Linked DNA regions of Mus musculus: region 1 is linked to region 2. The links are chromatin loops, found by intact Hi-C in ENCODE. Cell type or tissue: heart. All regions are shown on one strand. Each heading gives the region's core, and the rest is flanking DNA. Links, peaks and the distances in the headings are about the cores only.

What was found. Hi-C counts contacts between places; a loop is a spot of excess contacts. Peaks named below come from ENCODE experiments on the same cell type or tissue, not always from the same donor. Only the 100,000 strongest peaks of a DNase experiment are listed, where the experiment ranks them.
Region 1: a loop joins it to region 2, with 4 times the contacts of the local background. A loop is called at or near these places in 8 of 42 quality-filtered maps.

Annotation. Positions count from the first base shown.
Region 1 is chr8:111,076,394-111,083,644 of GRCm38, forward strand. Clec18a (C-type lectin domain family 18, member A) reads right to left here and starts at 5,315. Exons shown (of 12, transcript NM_181549.3): 1 at 5,110-5,315; 2 at 4,447-4,538; 3 at 2,355-2,597. The coding sequence starts at 5,248. In heart, for the core only: a CTCF peak has its summit at 3,550; no DNase peak of the experiment used is centred there; H3K27me3 peaks cover 616 bases.
Region 2 is chr8:110,743,263-110,750,513 of GRCm38, forward strand. Il34 (interleukin 34) reads right to left here. Exons shown (of 7, transcript NM_001135100.2): 3 at 6,163-6,296; 4 at 5,401-5,478; 5 at 4,981-5,142. Among named protein-coding and RNA genes, the nearest start is that of Gm15894, 8.8 kb to the right of the region's middle. In heart, for the core only: no CTCF peak of the experiment used is centred there; no DNase peak of the experiment used is centred there.

The DNA of each region.
Region 1 (7,251 bases), core at 799-5,798, 330 kb after region 2:
ATATATATATATATATATGTGTGTGTGCATATATATATATATATATATGTATATATATATATATATATATATATATATATATATATATAGAGAGAGAGAGAGAGAGAGAGAGAGAGAGAGGCATACAGGCAGACAAGCAAAGAGAGAGAGAGAGGGAAAGGGAGGGAGGGAGGGAGAAGGAGAGGGAGAGGGAGAGAGAGAGGGAGAAGAAAGGGAGAGGGAGAAGAGAGAGAGAAGGTCTCACTATGCAGGATGCAGCACTGGCCAGGAAATCACAATGTATAGCAACAGGTTGGCTTCAAACTCATAGAGTTCCATTTGTCTCTGCCTCCTAGATGTTGGAATCAAAGGTATGTTCCACCATGCTCAATTTATAGACTGGTCTTTTATGCTGGAGATTGAATCCAGGGCCTGGTACATACTAGGCAAGCTCTACCATTGAGCTACATCCTCCCAGGCCACTAGTCCATGCCTTTTTTAAAAAATAGTTATTGTTTAGGCAGGCCTCAAGCTCCCTCGAGTACCCAAGGATGACACAGAACTCCTGATCCCTCAGCCTCTAGCTCCTGAGTAGGTCATTTTGAGCCTGGACCTCAGGCATGCAACATGTCTTGCTTTTTGAAATATACATGTTAGTTTTATAATTTTAGAGCTACAGGTATAGTTCAGTTGTAAAGTATTTTCCTATCATGTGCGAGACTCTAGTTTGGATCACTAGCATTGCACAGACACAGAACTGGAGCTAGAGAGATAGATGCCTCCACGGTTAAGAGCACTGACTTCCTCTTCCAGAGGACCTGGGTTCAATTTCTAGCACCCACGTGGTAGCTCACAATTGTCTGTAACGCCAATATCTGACACCCTCACATAGACATACAGGCAGGCAAAACACCAATGCACATAAAATAAAAATGAATTTAAAATATACAAAATTAAAGGATGAGAGATAGAGGAGAGATGATAGAATATATTTAAGGCAATAAATTAATTAAAAAATAATTACATATTTCAAAACAAATGACCCAGAACCACCATTGAAAATAACAACAACAATGAAAACAACAATAACAACAACAACAAACCCAACAATAAAACCATCCTTAAGTCACATAGAAATTTGTAGGATGTAGCTGGGCACGGTGGCACACTCCTGTAGTCACATCACTTGGAAGCTGGAGACAAAAGGTTCACCAGTACAAGGTCACCCTGTGCTATAAGGTAAGCTCAAGCCCGGCTTGGTCTGCCTAAGATAATACACAGCAAGGAGTTGGATTTGGGGAGCTATCTCGTCAGATAAAGATACCTGTTTCTAATTCTGTGGGCTCCCCACCCCCAGTTCAATTCCGCAGCCCAACATGGTAGAAAAAAAGGCAATCTCTATATGTTGTCCTTTGAGCTTCAGATGTACTCCGTGTATGTGGGTGCGCGCGCACACGTGCACACACACACAGCATCAATACAAGTGAAAATATTATAAAAACAAACAAACCACAAAACAATAGGCCAGAAAGATGGCTCGCAGGTTAAAAAGGACCAACTGCACAAAACCAACAGAGTTTAAACTCTGGGACCTGTGCAAGAAGCCAGAGGACCAACTTCCCCAAATTGACCTCTGACCTCTGCATGTGTGTGGAAGCGCACACACACACACACACACTAAAAAAAAAATAGATGAGGTGCTGGGCGTGGTGGCACATGCCTTTAAACCAAGCACTCGGGTGGCAGAGACAGGCGGATTTCTGAGTTCGAGGCCAGTCTGGTCTACAAAGTGAGTTCCAGGACAGCCAGGGCTACACAAAGAAACCCGGTCTTGAAAAAAAAAAGATGAAATATTGAATTAATTAGTATTATGAAACAAAACAAAAGTAGTCTATTTACATAGTTACACACACAAATACAGAATGGAATAAGGCTCAATAAATTTAGGGAAAGATTATAACATCATAAATTACTCCAGGAAATAGGAAATGAGACAAAGAGTCTTCCTCACTTCATGGGTCAACTTCACTATCATTATATTTATACTAAAGGTGTAAAAAAAAATTTGAGAATTTTGCTTGTGTTATCCAGTGTTGTATTGCCACTAAACAGTGTCAGGTATGTTAAAAACACTCAATAAGTGTTCATGATTGTTGAATGGAGGAGAAAACGAAGAGAACTTTCTTGAGAATGATGCACCTGAACTTGAGAAAGAGGTTCATCTGGGGAGGAACAGCAGGAAAAAAAGGAGGCACAGTGCTCTGGTGTGGTAACATCTAAATCTAGACAGTGTCCTTTTAAGGATAAAGTGCAGCCTCTTGTAAGGTGACTGGGGAGACCATGCCCTCCCCTAGCCTTATCTGAAATATACTCACTTGTGTGTAGTGGGCACAGGTGGCATTGTGGGCACACTCAGCATCCCCATGTCTGTACTGCAGCCCTTCAGCAAACCAGAGGTTGACCACTTCGACAAAGGATGCTGAGCCCATGGGCATTAGCTGCACATTCCAGCCCACATGTGAGTTGTGCCCTGGGGTAGATGCCAGGTTTGGGGTGACTGAAGTGACACAAAGGGCTGCCCTGGCTTCAGCTAGCTGAGCCAGGCTCTCGCTCCAGTCCTGGGAGTGGCAAAAACAGACATCCTCAGATGATACATTCGCTTGCTCCCCCGCCAGTTGCTGTGAGACAAAAGCAACGCAGGGGAGCAAGGGCTCATTTGGCTCAACAATTCCAGTCCAGCACTGCAGGGACATCAAGGTAGCAGGGACTTGAAGCTGCTCGTTCCACCCACAGTCAAGGGCACGGAGAGAATGAAGGCATGCATGCTTATACGTAGCTCACTTTTCCCTGGTTCTACAGTTCAGGACTCTTCAGGGAGTGGTGGCACCCAGTTTTCTCTATGCAGTCCTGGCTGTCTTGTAATTCAATATGTAGACTTGGCTGGCCTAAAACTCACAGAGATCTGTCTGCCTTTGCCTCCCAAGTGTTGGGGTTAAAGGCATGTGCTACTATGCCTGGCCAGTCCCACCCCTTTTTAAACTAGGTCTTCTGACCTTAATAATCTGTGGACAGATGTGTCCACTGTCCAACCTAATCTAGACTATTATTGTCCAGTGAGATTCCTTTTCCAGGTGATTCTGGTCACGTTGGCATGATCAAAACTAACCACTCACTACAACTGGCCTTTGGACAGCACGGAAGTAAATGGGCATTGAGCCATTTCTCTATTGTCTGTGAGTGTCCAGGGGGTGCCAGGTCACATAGAGTAAAGAGTCATGCTTGCCTGCCTCATGATCAGAGCAGTGTTGCTCACGGCACAGAGCCACAGAAGGTTCACACAAGATCTAGAGCTTCCCGAGAGAGGTCAGGAAAAGAGAACTGCCTTGCAATACACACTTTTGACCTCGCCTAGGAAATAGCATTAGTCCAGGCAAGGGGATGGACTTCTGATATCATGTTCCATGTCTAATAATCTGAGCCTAGATGGTGCCCAGACCTGCAGGCTGGCTCGGCTGTGTTTTCCTTTAAGAGCCTGCCCTAGCCACAGTCAGAAGAACTCTGCTGCTCCCATCTGGCCAGATGTGATTTTTCCAGGCCCATTTGAGCAACGGTCCCCAAGAAAGGAACACACTACCAGTCAGCTAATCATAGCATCTACCTCCAGGCTGCAGAGTTCTGCTAGGTATTGCCGCTTGGAAAATCCTGGCTGCTCTGGACTTGGGCACCGGGAGGCAGAGCAGGGCAGGGGACAGAAGCAGACCCTCCCCCACCTCCTGGGAAACTGACCCTTGAGCTCTCAAGGTCGCCACCCACTGTGGCTGTCCACCTCTGAGAACTTTATGGGAGGCAGCCATGGGGAACCTTGCCCTCCCTTACCGATCCCACCCTGTTCCCAGGCCTGTTCACGTGGGCTGGGGCTAGGGGTGGCAGGGGCCTCCCAGAATATGCAGGCAGCATGTCTAAAGCTCCAGGATGATCAACTCCAACCAACCCTGCTGCAGGCTCCATCATGGAGGCTCTAAAGGGCAAGTCAGTGAATGAGTAAGGAACTTTTGAGAGGTCTTCCAGTATTTGCTAGATAAATCCTGGTCCCAAACCAATCCCCGCAAAACCCAGCGAGATTCTTCTCCCTCTCTGTCCTTCACCTCTCCCTTTCTGCTGAATTCCTTTGTGGAGCTCCTTTTCCGGGAGTGGGGAACCCTGGCTCCATCCATATCTGTTGATCTCCGTGGCGACAGGATGCCAGGAAAGGCAGGATTGTCTTCAATGCAACTGTGAGTTGCTGAGGGCCCTGACTTCCTAAACAAATGGCTTTCCCTGAAGGAAGAAGGCACATATCTCTGCAGCATCCAATGCCATGGTACCCCTGGTGAAAGGGCCTCTGGCACTGGCAAGGCCTCCTGAGATCACTCTGGGGCTCAGTCCCTCTGGCAGCCCTCTTGACACAGGGCAGTTGGGTCTACTCACCATTCTCTGCATGTTGGCTGCAGGAGGGTGGACCCGGCTGCGCAGTCGGTTGTGTGCGGTGAGGATTAAGAAACTCTCCTTCCTGCTCAGGGCTGGAGGCCAGGAGAGAAGGTTAGGCCGATGACCAGAGGCTCCTGGGACATCGCCATAGCCAGCTGAGGGTGACCCCACCCCAGGAACACAGATCTGAGATGAGGAGGGGCAGTGGTAGCTGTGTAGGAGAGAACTCCCATTATAGAGATGGAGGGAGGCCAGGAGAGAGATAGGAAGATGGGTGAGGATGGGCAAAGTGTAGAACAATGGCATAAGTGACTGGCTTAGGTGTGGGAAGATGATGGGGGTGGAGGGGTTCGGGGTAATGAATGACTCAGCCCTGGACTAGAAGCAGGCCTTTCTACCGATGTGTTTCTTTTGAGGTTTTAGCTGCAGGCTCTAACCGGTATCTTTCCTTAACATCCACCCTGGACCCATCTGCTTCATTCTTCTTCCTTCCCAGTATCCTTCCATCCTCCCCACCATCATCCTAATGCCCCCCCCCCATCATATCACATCAGCATAACACAGGGCTCAGTCCTGGGTACCTGACTTCTAGAAATCCCTCGCTACCCTCTCTCAGGCTCACAACAGCATCTCTACTTCCGTCTTTGCCCAGGTGTTCCTTACCTTGCAGAGTGGGATCTTGCTTTGGCTGGGGTGGTTGAACCTCTGTCCATGTGATGCCAAGGAGAGACAGGAGCAGAAGCAAGAGACCGAGCCATCGGCTCTGGCTTCCCAGCCACAGGGAGGGCTCCGGCTGAATCATTGGCCTGCCGGATGCTGCAGACATGGCTTCTCTCAGCTGTCCAGCTAGCCTCCCCGTGTTCATGAAGCTATTCACAAGTCTCGGAGTCAGGCTAAGCTGCCAGTCAAAAGGAGGAGGCTAGTGAATCATCACTGTCTCCAAACCAGCCTCCCCTCCTTGGTGCACTGACTTCAAAAGAGACATAGAACCCTTCTTCTAAACGCCTCCTTCCTCCAGCCTCAGTGTCTGGCCAGCCCGCTCCGCAAGAAAAAGCAGGGCAGTGTGCACTGACCTGTGGCCCCTGCTAATCATTGTAGGATTATTAGCACCCTCAGGGAGCCCCCAAAGACCCTGCTGATTGGCCTACAGACATTCCAGGGCTGTGGGATTAGCGACTAATGACTGTACCCTGGCAGGGACAGTGTCCTCCAAGCCCATGGACAGCTTCCACTCCTCAGCCCCAGTCATGGGGAGGAGGCTGGGACTTTGGCAGTGGGCCAGTAAAGCAGGCAGGACCTGGGCAGGACCCCAGGGGAGTTCTCTCCTTTCTTAGGAAGCTCATCCCAACCCCCCTAGCCATGAATTAAACATAAAGCAGGAAGTAACTATTCGCCAGACAGATGCCACCAGACGGGATCACAGAGGAACTCGCTGGGGACTGCACCTTCAGGGAGAAAGGTGTGCCTTTTATGTCAGGGCAGTGTGAGAGGATGAGGCTAGTCCCAGGATCCATCATGCTTACCCATGTGACTTTGGGCTAAGATGGGGGCAGGCAGACAAAGAGGAGGGCATGTGATGGATGCCCTTGGCTGACTTAAGTCCTGCGGTGAACAAGCCTGCCTCTAGACAAACAGTGGAACAGGAAGGCGGCAACTTGCCATGGTATTTAGGGCCTAGCTGAAGCCTGCGTGATCCTATCAGGATCACTGAGTATCTAGTACAGCCAAATCAAAAAAGGTTGACATGTAGACCATAGTCAAATGACCAGGGAGGGTACTCGGCCATTCTAGAGCACAGCCTTACAAGCTAATACTTTGTCCTTCTGAAGTTGGTGTGGTCCCTGACCCTAGAGTCAGTGCTATCTCAGATGTCACCTCTTTGGAGATTCTGCTAGGGCACAGGTGGGCTACATGGACTTCTGGAGAAACGCTGATGGGATATGAATGTCATCATGGATGTCAGGCAGTGGGGACAAGGCCAGGCAGCAAGTGTACAGTGTTGTACAATACCCAGAGTCTCAGGATCCTCTGTCTCGAATAGATGGCCTGAGCGCACCACAGTGGGTCCAAGCCATGATTAGTAACAGCTGCATTTTTATTTGTAAAAAAAATTGCTATTACATATATATATGAATACAGGTGCTACCTCATGTGTATGTAGAGGTCAGAGGACAACTAGAGAGAGAGACAGAGACAGAGAGACAGAGAGACAGAGACAGAGAGACAGAGACAGAGAGACAGAGAGAGGCTTTTCTCCTTCCACTGTTCCCAGAAGTCAGACCCACGCCATCCAGCTTGGTGGCAGAGACCTTTTCCCTCTGAGACATCTTGCTAGCTTGGTAGCCAGCCAGAGGTTACAAAGCATGTTTACAAATGTAACTTATTTGTATCATAACAACCTTGTACTGATTCCATCTGGCAGATGGTGAAGCAGGACACAGGGTGTCTCAGGGACTGACCCCAGGTACATCCCAGTGAATTCAGGGACTCTACATTCAGGTTTCCAAGTTTGTTTGTTTGTTTAAGATTTATTTATTTTATATATGTGGGTACAACGGTTACTATCCTCAGACACACCAGAAGATGGCATAGGACCCCATTACTGATGGTTGTGACCCATTATGTGGTTGCTGGGAATTGAACTCAGGACCTCTGGAAGAGAAACCCGTGTTCTTAACTGCTGGGCCATTTCTTCAGCCCCAGAGTGGATCTTTTAGAGTTCAGTTTTCAATAGTTTTGTCTCTTGCTGGTGATAACTGACTCAATCTCTGCTCCTGGGCTCCAGTGGCTCATTGTCATTTGGCT
Region 2 (7,251 bases), core at 1,275-6,274:
CAGAAAGCAAAGATCTCTCTCTACCTAAGGAATGAGAGAAGAAAGAATCATGAAGATTCCTGGGACACCAATCACACAGGTAGAACTGAACTCTAAGTTCAGCTCCAAGCTAAGAGATCTTCTCTTCACAACGGTGAACAGAAAGGATGGTGTGGAGAGAGTGCTGTTGGCCTGGAGAAGTCCAGAGTCATTGTAGAGGCATCATGGGAAAGCTAGGGCCTAAGCTACCTTGCCAAAGGTGTCCATAAAACTCAGACAAAGCAGCTTGGCTAAACTTTATGCTCCTAGCCCTCCAAAATACCCATAGTCCTACTCTTAAGATACCTGTGAATGTGACCCGTTTTGGAAGTTGAGTCGACATAATTATCTCAAGTTTACATCATTGTGTATTTAGGGTGGATTGTAAACCCAATGACTAATTGGTGTTTTTCCTGCCTCAGTGTTGGGTCTAAGACCTAGGGCCTTGTGCGTGTTAGAACAACTCTTTACATCCCCAGCCCCGGGATCATTATAGTGAAAGGTCATGAAGACAGAGAGGCACCGGGCAGGAGTCCCAGGAGGAGTGAGACAGAGGTCAGAGCCAAGGGGTAGCACCACCAAAGGATGGAAGAACCAAGGACCCTTCAGGGCCAGTTGGCCCTGTGATGTCTTGATTCTGGACTTCTGGTTTCCAGTATGAGAAAATACAATTTGGTTTAAGTCACCCAGTTAAAGCTAATTCATTACAGCAGCCTAGAAAAGTCACGGCCAAAGGCAGAAAGAGGGTGATGGAGGGGAAGGAGGGCCCAGCACACAGCCCGGTTCCTGTCTAGGAAGGATAAAGATGACCAAAATATATATGTTCCCTTGCCTAATGAGAGCTACTGCCACTAAGGGCCACTGCTCCATCAGAGACACTCAAAGTCAGGAACAGCAGGCAGGAGCCATTCTCCCAAAACCCGAAGAACAGCCTACAGCTAGACATGGTGACATGCAGTGTAGCCCCTCTCTTAGGAAGCAGAAGGAGGAGGAGCATAAGCTGACACCAACCTGAACACAAAGTGAGACTCTGACCCCACAAACAAAACTAAAGGAAAAAATGGGAAAAGCTGACCTTGACTGGCAGTTCCTAAAAAGCAAAACTTAACCCTGCAATCACCCCATGAGCCAGAAATTAATGCTCTATTTTTTTTTTCTTTTGTCAGTGCCAGGGTTTGAACTTAGGGCCTCACAAATGCTGGGCGAGCCCTCTGCTACTGAACTGTACCCCAAGCCAAGTGGGTGAACCTCGCTGGCATTGCTTTGTTTTGGGGGTTGGGGTTCATTTTTTATTTCATCCACTGTTGTTGTTTTAAGACAGGATCTCACCATGTAACTCTGACTACCCGGAACTCAATATGTGGTCCACGTTAGCCTTGAACTCACAGAGATCCTCCTGCCTTTCCTGAGTCCTGGGATTAACCTCGACTCCTGGTTTTGTTTCTGAGACAAAGTCTGGATATGTAGCCTAGGCTGGCCCGAACTTACAAACCTCCTGCCACCCCCAGCTTGCCATGGGATTAGTCTGTTCAACTCGGTCCAAATCAATGGATACAGTTTATCCACTGAAAACTTTACCAGAGCGCACAAATGGTGCATCAGCATCTCAGAAACTGTACCAAAAAGAAAAGGAAAAAAAAAGAGCAAATACGTAATGGGAAAAAAGACGGATTGCAGGTTGATATTGGGAGTGGAAAGGGGTGAGAAATGGCTGCCTCACGTATACAGTTTCTGCTTGAGGTGATGAAAAGTGACAGAAATGGATGGGGGTGGGGGTGGGTGATATACAACCCCTGTGAGTGTAATTAACACTGCCAAACCATGTGCTAAAAATAGTCAAGACGGAGGGCTTTACATTATGGTGCAAGTTTGCTCCCTCTTGCCTCAGCCCCCACTCTCTGGGTTTTTAAGCTGCCTTTTCCTTAAGTTATTTTTCTTTTTTATGCCTATGAGTGTGTGTACATGTGTGTGTGCCGTGTACATGTGTGTGCCATGTGTGTACGTGTGTGTCACATGTGTGTACATGTGTGTGTGCCATGTACATGTGTGTGTGCCGTGTGTGTACATGTGTGTGTCACATGTGTGTACGTGTGTGTGCCGTGTACATGTGTGTGTGCCGTGTACATGTGTGTGTGCCGTGTGTGTACATGTGTGTGTCACATGTGTGTACATGTGTGTGTGCCGTGTGTGTGTGTGTGTGCCATGTGTGTGCCGTGTACATGTGAGTGCCCATGGCGGCCAATAGAGGCTGCTGGATTTCCTGAAGCTTCAGTTGTAAACCAGCTGACATGGGCATCCTCTGCAAGAGCAGCAAGTGCTCTTGACCACTGAGCCATCGTCCCAGGCCCAGTTTCTTAAGAAAACAATGGAGGCAAGTTGGGGTGAGGATGTGAGACTAGAATAACGCAGAGGCCAGAAGCCGGATGTCTTCCGATAGATAGAGGAGATAGGATAAATTCATTGAATCCTTGTTTTACAGCTGGATACGATGTAGGCTTACAGCCGGGCATGGTGGCGCACGCCTTTAATCCCAGCACTTGGGAGGCAGAGGCAGGTGGATTTCTGAGTTCGAGGCCAGCCTGGTCTACAAAGTGAGTTCCAGGACAGCCAGGGCTATACAAAGAAACCCTGTCTCGAAAAACCAAAAAATAAAAATAAAAAAAAATTTTTAAAAAGAGATGTAGGCTACAAGTGATGACCTAAAAGCTCAGGAGTGAAACAGCTTGTTCAAGGTTATACTGTTGGAAAAAAAAAAACAGGGCCTGGCCTCTGAGGTCACACTATCATAAGTGGAATCCATCTTCAAAGCTACCGTCACAGACCACTAACAGTAAGGAAGCAGGAAGATTAAAGGCTGCTGCAAGCCAGGTGGTGATGGGGCCTACCTTTAATCCCAGCACTCAGGAGGCAGAGACAGACAGATCTCTGTGAGCTCAAGGTTGGGGGGGTGGGGCCGCTGGAGAGATGGCTCAGTGGTTAAGAGCACTGACTGCTTTTCCCGAGGTCCTGAATTCAATTCCCAGCAAACACATGGTGACTCACAACCATCAATAATGGGAGCCAATGTCCTCTTCTGGTGTGTCTGAAGACAGCTACAGTGTGTACTCATACACATTAAAAAAAAAAATCTGGCTGCAGAGTTGGGGTATATCTCAGTGGTAGAGGGAGTACCCAGTATACTGGCTAAGCTTTCAGCAGCCAGGAGGGGAAGGAAAAGGGACCAGACCCAACTACATCTGAGTAATATAACCATCGCTATGTACAGTGCCTCAGTCAGAGAGCCCAGGACCAGAATCAGAGGGCGGAGGCCTCACACTCTCCTGCCCAACCTCACACACATTAGCTTCTCGGTGTCTGTTCGATGGGTAAAACAAAGGCAGAAAAGGTCTCTTCCTCAAGCCAAGCCAGCTTGCCCAGGACACCCATCTTGCTCACAAGCACAAAAGGGCAAATCCGTGCGACCCTCTTAGCAGGAACTGGGAGAACCATCCCAGGAGAAGTTCCAGACAGCTGCAAAAACAGTCGCCTGTCCCAAACCTTTCATCATCAGAAGCTCCCAGCTGGTGTCAAATGATCTGGCCCATGGGCTGGGGAGGCCAGGCAGCTGGCTGAGCAGGGTCACAAGTACGTGTCCCGGCAGGTGTACACCAACGGCCTGAGGAGGTAGGGACATGTCTGTCAGGTTACAACTCGGGAGGTTTTCGGTTGGATGATCAGATGGCTTCGAGGGCTGCTTCTGAGACAGGCTCCCACTATGTAACCCAGATTGGCCTTGAACCTAACATCTCCCCCACCTCAAGCCTCCAGAGTGCTGGGTTACAGTCATGCCACACACTATCTCCTTTCCTTCCCATGCTTGTTCTAAACTCAAGTCATAGTCATTATGGCTCGCCCTCCACGCTCCACGGGCTTTTGATAAAAGCAGAGTGTCCACTGTCACCGAGTTACACAGAACAGTTTCAATACTCTGAAAGTTCCTGTCAGTCCACCTTGTAACTGAACCTTTGGCTACTTTGTGGGTTCTTTTTTTCTTCCACCCTTCTCCACCCCCTAACACTAAATAGTAGAGAAAAAAGCATAGAGGGGAAAGGGGGCGATGTTATCATTAGACTACTTCCTGCTGATTAGGGGTGTCAAGTTCTTGGGGCATGTTTGATCTTCACCCACCATCAGAATATCTAATTTCTTCTTCTCATCTCAACAAACTGTGTAACAAACGACATCTAACCACCAGCTGTCCAAAACAACCCCTTCTATCTATCTATCCATCCATCCAAACATCACACACTCGCAGAAACTATCTGCAGCTGACAAAACCATGCCTCTGCTAGAGCACGAGGCAAATCAGAGTCAGCTGCTGTGGACAATCTGAAGCAGCCCCATATCCCACACCTGGGATTAAAATGCAGACACATTCTTACAATATTTCTGTGTCTTTAAAGAACAAAAAAATTTCACTATCTTCTGCCTTCTTCCTTCTCCCCTTTCTAGAGGAGCCTCATTTTTTCAGATACAAATATGAAATTAGAGGATTCCCTGGCTTGTCTAAGACTCAGGACACAAGAGGCAAAGCCTGTTCTACACAGCAAGTTTCAGGCCAGGCGGGGTTTCAGAATGAAACTCTCTCAAACAAGCAAATAAATAATGCTGTCTTATGAAGATGGCATGCCCGGTGCACCCATGAGTACACTGGTTACCTCACAACACCTGTACAAGGTCTAGCCAGCGTGGGTAGTGAACAGTGGGCAGAAGTAATTGGACTCAATGGGTTATAAAATTAAAAACAACAATAATAAAAAAAATTTTTTTAAGAGGGGCGCTCAGGTAAGCTTGAAACAAGGTCCCAAATCCTCTCTGTCCCCATCCCTCGTGTGTCTCACATGCTCAGCGCATGGCAGAACTCTCCCTTCTTAGCCCTTTGCCAGCATCGGCCAAACCCACACGCGCATGCGCACAGCTCACCATGAGGCTCCGCTGTACGTTCTCCAGCAATGTCTGAACCTCCTGTAGATACTTCCAGGACGGGTGGCCCTCGAGAAGTACATCCATCACAGACTCAGTGGCATTGAGACTCACCAAGACCCACAGGTACCGAAGCTCTCGCTCACTCACGTGAGCCTTCTGCTGCAGGGACAGGAGACATCAGTGACGCACAAGCGTAGGCCTCTGGGCACTGACCACTCCCCTACCCCCATGCATTTGCCACTGCCTGGGACCCATCACAGTCACCCACGGCTGCCAGCAGACAACCTTGGGCCTAGGTTAGTGGCAGGCTTTGCTTGAGTGGCTAGGGAAAGGCCAATGGGACAACCTGCCAAGACCCACAAGCTTCTAAGTGACTTGTGGCAGGCAGCGGCTCCCCACCCCGGGAAGGGTCCTCACCAGCCTTGTGATGTTGGCCACTCTGAGTACCCCCTCATAAGGCACAGCAATCCTGTAGTTGATGGGGAAGTAATGTTTCTGAAGAGGAACAAGAACAAACCATAAGCTATGAGGCAGAAACTGTTTAGACGGGACCCCCAAGAGAGGAACGCAGCCTAGCAGCGTTGACAACAGACAGGTCCTCTACTGAGAGGTCAGATCTGGACAACTGGGCTAAAAGACAGCTCTCTTTTCCCCTCGGACAAAGGAGGTGGGGGTGGGGGGTGTGAGATCAGATACACAAGTCCTGTAAGGGCTGAAGTTTCAGGCCCAGGGGAGGAACCCAGGATTTTCAGGAGACATGGTACTTTGGAAGTGAAAAATATGGTTCATCTGACACTTACAAAGGTAACCTTCGCACAGCCTGTGAACATACTACACATCAGTGAGTCTAGAATCTGACACCTTATTATTTATTGTTATTATTAATAGTGTGGACATGACTCTCAGCACTGATGTGGAGGTCAAAGATTAACTTTCAGGAGTTGGTTCTCTCCTTCCGCCTTGATGTGGGTTCTGGGAATTGGACTCAGGCCATCAGTCCTGGGTACCAGGTGTGCCTTTTACTCAGAGCCGTCCCACCAGCCCCATGGGGTTCGCTCTCAGTTAGTGGGTTGTATGGTATGAGTTACTTCTCAATGGAGATAGTCTCAGAGATAGTCCTATAGAGCTGGGCCTGTGCTTGCAACCCTAGCACGGGGAGGCAGACGCTCTCCAGGTTACCATGTACTGAAGCCGGTTCTTGTACTGCAGCTTGCCCCGAAGGTAGCCTGTAAGGTCACACTCCTTATCTTGGGTCAGAGTCCATATCTCCAAATTCTCGTTTCCCAAAGCCACGTCAAGTAGGATCCCAAGACCTGTGGGACACACCCAACAAGAGCGGATGAGCGCTGGGCACTGTGTCTGCGCACTACCTGGTGTGCGTAGCTGAATCAACCACCATCCATCATCAAGCCTGACAAGTACTGAGGGGAAAGGCAGGTGCATGCAGAGCCCTAAGGAGGACTTGTCACCTGGAGTAGCAAGTACACCCCCACACACACACCATGGTCAGAGTCCCCAGGGTATGGTCTCCCGTCTCCCCTAGCTCCTGATTTTGGGTAAGTACATCGTCCAGGTTCCAAGGCACCCCTCAGCCCTTTGTCTGGAGTGATGAGTTTTCAAAGCTCGATTTTTCTCCATTAGATGTAGCAACAGGTCTTACAAGCAAGCTTCTGCCAGTCTGATGGCTCTGGGATGCTAAACAGACCCCCTACACCAGCAGAACAGACAATAATGCGAAGTCTTTTGAAACAGTACCAGGAATTACCACTAGGTGTCACTGTGACCTCAAAAACAGCTCTTGGGAGCTGTCCCCTTGACTGGAAAAAAATATTTTGAGAATTTACAATAAATATGAATAGGGAGTGGATGAAAGAAACACAAAAGAGCAAGAGATACCCAAAGGACCAATCTGCAATTAGCTGCAGTCTGAAATCAGAGAAATGGATCTACATGCAAAGCCGACCAGGGACAAGGAAACGAAGAAGGTTTTTATGAGATAATTTCATTTTAATAATCCTGATGCTGCCAAAAGAATTCTCAGCCTGGAAATGCACTTGGCCCGCTTAATAATGAAATGGCTTTTAAACTCTAAAACCTTCGACCCACTAAACTCATAAACTAGAAAGAAAACAGGAAACGTTTATTGACAACGACTTAAGCAGCATCATAGGTCCTTTGTTAAGATAAATTTATCAATGGGGGGGGGAACCACACGTGGTGATGTACGTTACGGGGGGAATGTTTAAGATATGTTCAACGGCCTTCCTA